Regions from separate parts of the Homo sapiens genome. Here region 2 is linked to region 1. The links are chromatin loops, found by intact Hi-C in ENCODE. Cell type or tissue: dorsolateral prefrontal cortex. All regions are shown on one strand.

What was found. A loop is a pair of places that touch in the nucleus more often than their neighbours do. Peaks named below come from ENCODE experiments on the same cell type or tissue, not always from the same donor. Only the 100,000 strongest peaks of a DNase experiment are listed, where the experiment ranks them.
Region 2: it touches region 1 in a loop (4-fold over the local background); 74 of 110 quality-filtered maps call a loop at or near these places.

Annotation. Positions count from the first base shown.
Region 1 is chr11:72,681,591-72,686,590 of GRCh38, forward strand. It overlaps ARAP1 (ArfGAP with RhoGAP domain, ankyrin repeat and PH domain 1), which reads right to left. Exons shown (of 35, transcript NM_001040118.3): 34 at 4,452-4,601; 35 at 3,479-4,091. The coding sequence ends at 4,074. Among named protein-coding and RNA genes, the nearest start is that of PDE2A, 9.7 kb to the left of the region's middle. RefSeq lists an enhancer at 3,144-3,703. In dorsolateral prefrontal cortex, CTCF peaks have their summits at 2,340 (motif pointing left) and 2,547; DNase peaks (open chromatin) are centred at 91, 2,331, 2,791 and 3,164; H3K27ac peaks cover 4,848 bases.
Region 2 is chr11:72,480,441-72,485,440 of GRCh38, forward strand. No RefSeq gene overlaps it. Among named protein-coding and RNA genes, the nearest start is that of CLPB, 48 kb to the left of the region's middle. In dorsolateral prefrontal cortex, CTCF peaks have their summits at 1,991 (motif pointing right), 2,190 and 3,532; a DNase peak (open chromatin) is centred at 2,021; H3K27ac peaks cover 351 bases.

The sequences.
Region 1 (5,000 bases):
TGCCGTGTGTGTGTGCTCATCCACGTGCCGAGTGTGTGTGTGTGCGCGCAGCATGCACTCGCAGATCTGGAGAAGCAGGCTGAGGTGTGCAGGCACGTGTGTGCAGGCCTGAGTGTGTGTGGCATGTGTGCGCCTGTGCCACTGTGTCTCCAGGGTGATAAATACAGCAGTAGGAGCTGTAACCAGGGCAGAGAAAGTATGGAAATTTCCACAGGCTGGAAGTGGTGTAGGAGAAGGGACATGCTAGGGCTGGGCCAACCCTGGCTGACCAGGGAAACTGTCCCCGACTGCTCTTCCCTAGGTGAGTCCCTGACTAGGTGTGGTGACCTGGGCACATACGCATACCCTAAGTAGGCACAGTGGGATGGGAGAGCAACCCAGAAGAGCTTCCTGAAGGAGGTGTCGTAGTGGAGGAAGGGCTGGGAGGTTCAGGCCACTGCACTTATGTGAGAGACAGTCCCCAGAGCAGGGTCAGGGTCACTTAGGTCACAGAGCTGGCTAAGAGAATAGGAACTGTTCCTTATTCTGATGGGGGATGATCCCAAGGAGCCCACTGGACTGGGATGTGGTCATATCTCAGAGGCAGGCGCAAGGGGGATAGGCCCTAGGGTGCTGTAGGGCACTGTGTCCCAGCCACAGCAGGTAGTGACCACAGCAGGGTCACATCCCCTTGTCTTGTGCTCAGACCACTTCCTCTCCTCCACCTGTGGAGAACTGCCTCTCCTTTCAGACTCACCTCCTCCAGTCTTTCCTGATAATATCCCCTACCAGGAGGTCTCTACCTTCCTCCACACCACTCACTCATCTGCTCCCCCTCAGTGTTCAGTAACGCTCTGCATACAGTTGGTGTTCAATAAGTGCTTGTTGAGTGCAAATATATTGGGACTAGAATATGCCATGATACCTTCTCAGAAACTGCAGACAGTGCAGTGGGAAGGGGATTAGCAAGGGGCAATGCTAGGCACTTCACACTTACTAGCTCATTTAATTGCCCAAACCACTAGGAGGTAGCTACTATTAATACCCGCAAAGTACAGATGACAACATTGAGGATCAGAGACCTAAGTAACTCAGGCAAAGTCACACAGCTTGTAAACAGGAGCACTGGCACCCACACGCGTGCTTTCCAAGACAGCGGGCTGTGGGCAGGTGGCTTGGAGGCCACCAGAGCATGAGGCCAGGAAAGAAGCCCCAGCTCTTGCCCTTCCCTGTCCCACTGATTTCCTTCTCCAGAAGCCCCAGGACTCCTCAGAACTCTGCAGGGTAGGAAGGTTGTGCTGGAAGGAGGCAGGAGAGAGGCAGACATCCTACCCCACCTCCCTGCCCCTCTCCCCTCTGCCCCCCAGCCTCCCCTTCACCTGCAGTGCCCTCACCATCCAGGCTCTGACGTGCCTCGGCCTTCTTTCCCAGGGCTCCCCGTATTCCCCAGGGGCTAGGCCTGGATTTGGGTTGGTCCTTGAAGCCCTGTCCTCCTCCCCCAATATTTCAGTATTTCAACCTCTACCCCAACCACACCTGGCAAGGCCTCCGGTCTTCAAAGCTGGCTCAGGAGCACTTCCTTGTCCAGGAAGCCCCTCCCTTTCCAAGAGCTGCTCCTGGCCCCTCTGCAGGTCCAGGTCTGGGGTCTTCAACTCATCCATGGCAACCCAACTTCAAATAATATGTGAATGAGCAAACCATCCAGGGTCCCAACAGGCCCCATTTTTAGGAATCCTTGCGACAAGGACCAGCAGAGCCTCCTGCCCCTAACCCATCCAACACTGTTGTCACAGGCATATTTCATTCCGGCTGAGGCCCTGAGGCTCCTGTTTGGATGTCACCCCTACCCCTTACCAGAGGGAAATCACTTTAAGCCATCACTAACTCCTGACAGTTCAGACCCCCTGCCTCAGGCCATTTCTAAGAGGAGAAAAGGGTTGGAATCAGGAGGGGAGTCAAAGAGGGAGACCCCACCAAAGTAGGGCAGGGGAAATGGACCTCAGGCCTGCTTCACGAGCATGGTGTGACCTTGGGAAAGTTGCCTCCCTTCTCTGGGCCTAGCTCCCCCTTGCCAAGAGCAGACAGTGCAGGGGGCACAGGGGCCGATTCACAGCAGGTACTTGGTAGAAGGCTGTTCCCTCCTCTTCCTGGTTCCCAGAGCCCAGGACTCCAATGCACATTCCTGTATGGTGCTGCCTTCCAGAATGTCACCAGCCTGCAGGCCAAAGGCAGAACTGGGTCCCGCTTCACACCCCAGCAGAGAAAGGTCTGGGCCAGGACCACCACTCAGGCATCCTCCAGACCCTGCTTTGATTCCAGCAATGATGAGTGGTCCATGGCTGCCGCCTTGTGGCCTAGTGCAGGACTGCAGCCAGCACGCTGAGCTGGGGCAGTGGCCTTAGCAGAGCAGGGGGCGCCTCCAGTCTCACCCACTCAGGTGGGCCTCAGGGCTGGCTGGGCAGTGCAAGGTCAGATCCAGGAGCGGATTCCAGCCCCTCAGCACTTGGATAAGGGGGTCCAACCTGTCCTGGCTGGAGGCAGAAGGGTCAGACATTCGACCTGTGGATCTGGCCAGAGCGACCCACAGGAGGTGGGAGACTCAAGGGGCTTAGCCCCAGCCTGTGAAATAGGTCAGTAGGACTCAGGGAACCGGTTCCAGTCTCCTGCCATATACCTCCCCTTCCTGAGACAGCGAGAGGGAACCTGGAGTCCAGCTCCCCAAGTCTTCCGCTGGACCCAGGCTCCCCACTGAGCTGGATGCCTGAGTCGGAGGTCACATGGCCCATCCCCACCCACTCTGCCCAGCCCCACTGGCTGAGGCTAAGGATGGAGGTCAGCCTGTCCGCCCACTGAGCCCCCGAAGAGCGGGTGGTAATGAGGCTCTAGGCAGAGGCGGGAATGTGGTGTCTGGCACCTCCCCAGGGAGTCCCAAACCCATCTCTGAGCAACTCATTATTTCCTCTGCAGGCCAGGGCCTCATCTTCTTAGTGGAGATGGCCAGGCAGTGCCCAGTGAGGGCAGCCCCCTGGTGCATGGCAGGCCCCACCTCTGGAGGGGTAGGCACTGGGGCCACAGGTGACCCAAAGGTGCTTCTTCTCAATTTCCTCAGGCTCCTGTGGCTCTGACCTTGTGTCTCCAGCAGGGGGCTGCTGCAGGGCTGCCAGGCCTGAGTCACTGACACACCACACCCAGGCCCCAGCTGGGACTCAGACTCGGACTGCAGCAGGACAGGGGCTTGTGTCCAGCCAGGGTCAGTGCTGGCCAGGAAAGGACCGGCATTCCCAGCCTGGCTGCAGGATAGTACAATGGGGAAGGCATGGAGTCAAGCCAGGGCTCTGCTTGGGGAAGGGGGTCGTCTGAATAGCTCAGGGCCTGGAGAAAGCAAGGCCTAGGTTCTCAGCTTCAGGCACTAGGCACTCACCCCTGGGCTTCCCGACCTCCTGTCCCCTCCTACCCCAGGACGCCCAATCCCCTTAGCCAATCACAGGCCTCAGCACCATAGGGTAAAATATACAGATATATTTATATTATCAAAAAGTCCCCAAATTGGGGAAGGGGCATCAGGTAGTCTGGACCCCCCACTCAGCCCAGACTGGAAGGAAGGCTGAAGTCCCCAAAGCGCAGCTCTCAGCCCTGTAGAAGCTCAGCCAAGAGCTCCCTCCCCGTGAGCTGAGTGCTCCTCTACAGCACCCGCTTTCTGCTGTTCTGGAGTTTGTTGGGAGGAGCAGGGGGCTCCCTTCCGGCAGGGCCCCAGGGCCTCACGCCTCTGAAAGGGTGGTGGTCCTCCCAAGTTCCTGACTTATGCCCATCTCTCCAGCCCCACAAGGACAGTGAACCCGGTGGGGTGAGCAGGTTGGGCCAAGAGGTCTGAACACCTGGACAGAGTTGGGAGAGGTTCCTGCCCAGGCTGACCCCTGCTGCCTCCCACCCCTGCCGGGGAACCCCATGCTGCAGTCAGGATGGAGGATGTGGGTTGTGGGGTGCAGTTTCCCATGCACCCCCCGCTGGCTCACATCAGGCCTTGGAGCATAAGGGGTGTCTGAACAGAAGGCTTCCAGCGGCGGAATCCTAGAGCCAAGGATGGGCTCCTGTGCTCAGACGTTGCGCAGAAGCTGCAGGAAGGCAAGAGACCCACAGGTATTTTGTGAAGGCCCAGAGGGGCTGGCGCCCCGCTGAAGCTGCTGCAGCTGCTGCAGCCACTCTCCACTGCCAGCCGGGGAGCACTCCAATCAGCCAGGCTCCCAGCTCCCAGGGCCAGGCAGAGGGGACTCCCAGCTTCCAGGGCCAGGCAGAAGGGGCTCCTTTGAATGGTGTGAACCAAAGAGGCCTATGAGGGCCCCCACCAAGGCTGGAGGGAGGGGGCCGGAGGGCAATCGGGGAGGGCAATCAGGGCAATCATCTACTGTGGAGTAGAAGGCAGGCACCCAGCCAGGCCCCCAGCCCCCTGCCCAAAGGCATGGAGAGCCACTCACAGACAGAGGGTCCGCGGTGAAGGCAGCCACACTCCGGCGCATTTCATTTTCACTACCTCGAAGGGGGATCAGTGACACACTACCCAGCCGGACCTCAGGCACTGCCCGGGACACGCGTGAGGGCTCTGAGGGCCACACCAGGCCGTCATGCTGGGGAGCAGAGAGGAAGGGGCTGGGCTCAGCTTCAGTTCACCCAGACACTCAGCCTCAGATCTGCCCACCCTTCCCAGAAATGCCTCCAGCTGTGGTCTGAGATGACACCCTCAGCTTTGATCCCCGCCGATATGAGAAGCAGCTGTGGGGAGAACATGACTGCATCTCTGGCAAAACACGGCCAGTTCTGTTACTCAACAACTCCAATCTCCAGATCCACAAACCCCTCCAAGAACCAAGAAAACATTTCTCTTAGAGGAACACGTCTGCACCCCATCTTAGGAATCGGGAACTACAAAATCCACCGTTTCCCTTTAGGCTTTGCTTACCAGGAAGCTCAGGGCTAAAAGAACACAGCTCCAAGAAAGAACTCAGCCTAGCACCCTGGTTGTTTTG
Region 2 (5,000 bases), 200 kb before region 1:
CCTAGGCTGGTCTTGAACTCCTGACCTCAAGTAATTCCCCTTCCTTGGCTTCCCAAAGTGCTGTGATTACAGGTGTGAGCCACCAGGCCAGGCCTGGTTTATTGTCAGAAGGGTGGAGCTGGAAAGGTCTCATATGTCCATGTTCTGAGACATTTCTTCCCTTCACAGACACAAGAGAAGGCCTTGTGCTCCTGGTTCTCCTGCCTGATCTCCTGGTCTTGTTGCTTCCCACTAAGTGGAGCCCTTAACCTGCTTTCTGACTGCACATTTTCTATAGCGTAGAGCAGATATTAAAGGAAGGGTAAGGATCTGACTGCTTCCCAAGTTTGTTATAGCAAATACTAGGAAGCACGAGAAGTGGAATCTTTTCCTTGGTTCACAGTTACTGCTTTTTTTCTGCAAGGAAATCCAAAGGATCTCCTAATTGAATTCTAAGATTGTGTGACCTATTTCGAGATTTTTTTTTTTTTTTTTTTTTTTTGAGATGGAGTCTCGCTCTGTCGCCCAGGCTAGAGTGCAGTGGCACGATCTGGCTCACTGCAAGCTCCGCCTCCCGGGTGCAGGCCATTCTCCTGCATCAGCCTCCCAAGTAGCTGAGACTACAGGCACCCGCCACCATGCCTGCCTAATTTTTTTGTATTTTTTAGTAGAGACGGGGTTTCACCGTGTTAGCCAGGATGGTCTCGATCTCCTAACCTCATGATCCACCCACCTCGGCCTCCCAAAGTGCTGGGATTACAGGTGTAAGCCACTGCATCCTGCCCCCCTCCTTTTTTTTTTTTTTTGTGACAGAGTCTTATTCTGTCACCCAGGCTGGATAGCAGTGGCACAAACATGGTTCACAGCATCTTTGACCTCCTGGGCTCAGGTGATCCTCTCGCCTCAGCCTTTTGAGTAGGTGGACTACAGGTGTGTGCCAACATGCCTGGCTAATTAAAAAAATTTTTTTTTTGGAGATAGGGTCTCTATGCTGCCCAGGCTGGTCTCGACCTCCTGGGCTCAAGGAGTCTTCCTGCCTTGGCCTCCCAAAGTGCTGGGGTTACAGGTGTGAGCCACTGCGCCAGGCCTACTTTGAGAATTTCTAGTTAACATGACTTGTATTCTGTGTTTAAGTCCTTCAGTGTGATTAATAACCACGTACACTGTCAGCAATAGTTTAAATATATGTATTGTGATCATAAATGTTGTAAGTTGAAGAAATAAATGATCTGTAATAATGTTTCCCCTTCCTTGACTTGAGAGAATTCCATAGGCTGTGCTAGCTCCTGGCTAGGATTGTCCTCAGACCTACCTGATCCTTGAACTGGACACAGTAGTGATAGCTCATGTGACAGGTTTTTCACAGCTTTTCTTGATGCAGTGAATGCCCAGGTTAGACTGTCTAGACCAGGTTATTTTGACCTTGGCACTTTGGCATTTTGGATTAGATAATTCTTTTTTTTTTTTCCTTTTTGTGGAGAACAGGGTCTCACTATATTGTTCAGGCAGGTCTTGAACTCCTGGGCTCAAGCTATCCTCCCGCCTCTGCCTCCCTAAGAGCTGGGATTATAGGCGTGAGCCACTGTGCCCAGTGGGACTGGATTATTCTTTATCGAGGGGCTGTCATGTGCATTGTAGGATATTTGGCAGCATCCTTGGTCTATCCCCACTAGACTGCAATAGCATTCCTCCTTCCAAGTTGTGACAACCAAAAATGTCTCCAGACATTGCCAGATGTCCCCTTTTTGGCAAAATCACCCCTACTTAAGAACCACTATTTTAGACAAATCCATCTTCCTTCCCCACTGGATATATAATTGATCACAAAGTCTGTTGAATCCACATTCTTGAATTATCTTTCAAATCCATTTCCTCTTCTCTGTCGCCAGTGTTCCCAGTTTTCCAAGGGAATGCACAAGGCTCTTCTTAAGGTTTGGACGGAGTCCAGGTTTGGAAGAGTAACCCTGGAGCAAGGTATTAGCCAAGGCTGGGATTACAGTAGCCCATGCTGGCCACTGGGTGGTGTCAGTACAGCACCAAACCTGGAACCAAGAGGCGCGCTCAGAGCCAGGACCCTGCATTGCCCTAGAAGCAGCCGGACATGACACCACCCAGGCTAAGTCAGTAACATTTGGCACCATCTATCTACAGAGTGCCTACTGTGCACTGGGCACTCCAGAAGGTGCTTTACCCATAATAATAAGAAGCATAGTTAACCGTTATTGAACATTTCCTCCATGCTAGACCCTGGGTTCTGTGCTTTGCGTGGATTATATTCTTGAATTCTCACAACAATCCTAAGAAATAGGCAAGGCATATTTTGCCGGGCGCTGTGGCTCATGCCCGTAATCCCAGCACTTTGGGAGGGTGAGGCGGGCGGATCACGAGGTCAGGAGATCGAGACCATCCTGGCTAACATAGTGAAACCCCATCTCTACTAAAAATACAAAAAAATTAGCCGGGCGTGGTGGCAGGTGCCTGTAGTCCCAGCTACTCGGGAGGCTGAGGCAGGAGAATGGCGTGAACCCGGGAGGCAGAGCTTGCAGTGAGCCAAGATTGCGCCACTGCACCCCCAGCCTGGGTGACAGAACGAGACTCCCTTTCAAAAAAAAAAAAAAGAAACAGGCAAGTTCATTTATTTATTATCTCATTTCACAGATAAGAAAACAGAGGTACAGAGAAGTTAAGAAACTGGAAAAAAATCATATTTAATTCTTTCAAAAACGTTCAATAAATTCATTTAACTATTGGACATCTACTGTGTGCCATGTACTCTTGTAGATATGAGGGGTTTTTTTTTGTTTGTTTGTTTTTTTGAGACTGAGTCTCACTCTGTCACCAGGCTGGAGTGCAGTGGCGTGGTCTCGGTTCACTGCAACCTCCGCCTCCCTGGTTCTAGCGATTCTCCTGCCTCAGCCTCCCGAGTAGCTGGGACTACAGGCGCAGCCACCACGCCCGGCTAATTTTTTGTATTTTTAGTAGAGATGGGGTTTCGCCATGTGAGCCAGGATGGTCTCGATCTTTTGACCTCGTGATCCACCTGCCTTAGCCTCCCAAAGTGGTGGGATTACAGGAGTGAGCCATCACGCCCGGCCACGAAGTGATATTTTTAACCCCATATTATATGAGAGGAAGTAGATCTCAGAACATGAGTGTTATAGTCCAGGTTTGCACAGCTTGCTGAGTCAGTATTTTAACTCAGGGCTATGTGTCTGATTCCAGCACCTCCCTCTGCACCCGTATTAGAACACATTGAGAAGGCTCCCCAAGCCATGCCTCCTGTTGGCCTATCTCTCGCTGATCTGCTCCACAGTGGAACCCTCACATGCATCTACATGTTTCAGACAAGGCTCTGGGCACCCAAAGATTAACAAGACAGACCCAGAGCTTGCTTTCATAGAGCCCACAGTTAGGGGGTGCTCAGGGAAGACAGCTGTTCAAACAACTCATTCCAGAAGTTGTTATGTACAATTGTGCTGACTGCTAGAAAGGAAAAGCACGGGACAGGAAGTTGTGAAATAGTTTCAGGGAAGCCATACTTGTGTAGGAAGTCAGGTCGAACTTCATGGGAAAGGGGAATTTAGGCTGAGAGTTCAAAATTGAATAGCAGTTGATTGAGCAGTGAGTCATGGAGGAACTGTCTATACTAGAAATGAAAAGGCTTTGAGGCTGGGAAAGAACTTGGCCCTAATGGTCAGAAGGGTGAAGGGCAGTGAGCAAGGGATAAATAATAAAAATCATAATTCATAGAGGTAAGTGCAACTAATGTTTCCACGTGTCTTATTCTAACCAATTCTGGTTAAGAATATGGGTTCTGGAGCCAGACAGGCTGGGTTTGAATCCTAGCTCCACCATATTGGTTGTATGGCACTGGGCAAGTTCCACCTTCTCTGTGTCTCTATTTCATCATCTGTAAAATGGGAGCAAAATTGTCCCTATCTTTTCAGGCTGCTGTGAGAATTAAATGAGTTAATATACGTAAAGCACTTAGTAAAGCACCTGGCACATGGTAAGTGCTATTTTTTATTACTACTCTTATACAGTTTGATACATAGAAATTTACATTCGATACATACAAATTTATATTCTACTCTCGTTGTTTTACAAGAAAGCATCTCCCCATGTGGTTAAAAACTTCTTTGTAAATGCACACTGTGTATGATTACATATGTTTGTAAGAGCATGGAGGAAAGCTAAATGCCTCTCAGAGTGGTAACGTGGTTACTTCAAAGAGAAGAGGGTGGGAGGACTTCATCCACTTTTTCTTTATGCAACTCTTTATTGCTCCTCTGGGAACAAAAAAAAAGAGAAAAAACCACCTAAAGAATAGAACAGAGAGCCCAGAAACAGACCCACACATATATTTATGTGTGGGATTCATGACAAAGGTTCCATTCCAATTTATCAGTTATTTAAATAAATGGGTTGATGGGATAACTAAGCTGAAAAATTGAACCTTGACTCCTTCCTCGCAACTACCAGAAATTAATTTAGAATGGATCGTAGACTTAAATGTGGAAGCTAAAATAAAGCAATCAAGCCTCTAGGAGAATATGGGTGGAAAAGAGTTCCTAGACAGAACATAAGATTGATAAATTGGATTTTACCAAAATTAAGAACTTCTGTTCACCAAAAGACACCATTAAGAGAGCAAAAAGGGGCCAGGTATGGTGGCTCACGCCTGTAATCCTAGCACTTTGGGAGGCTAAGGTGGGTAGATCACCTAAGGTCAAGAGTTCGAGACCACCCTGGCCAACATGGAGATACCCCATCTCTATTAAAAACACAAAAATTAGCCAGGCATGTGGTGCATGCCTGTAATCCCAGCTACTCGGGAGGCTGAGGTGGGAGAATTGCTTGAATCCAGGAGGTGGATGTTGCAGTGAGCTGAGATCATACCACTGCACTCCAGCCTGGGAAACAGTGAGTCTGTTTCAAAAAAAAAAAAAAAAAGCGAAAAGGCAACTCATAGACTGGGAGCAAATATTTGCAGTACATATATCTGACAAAGGAATCATACT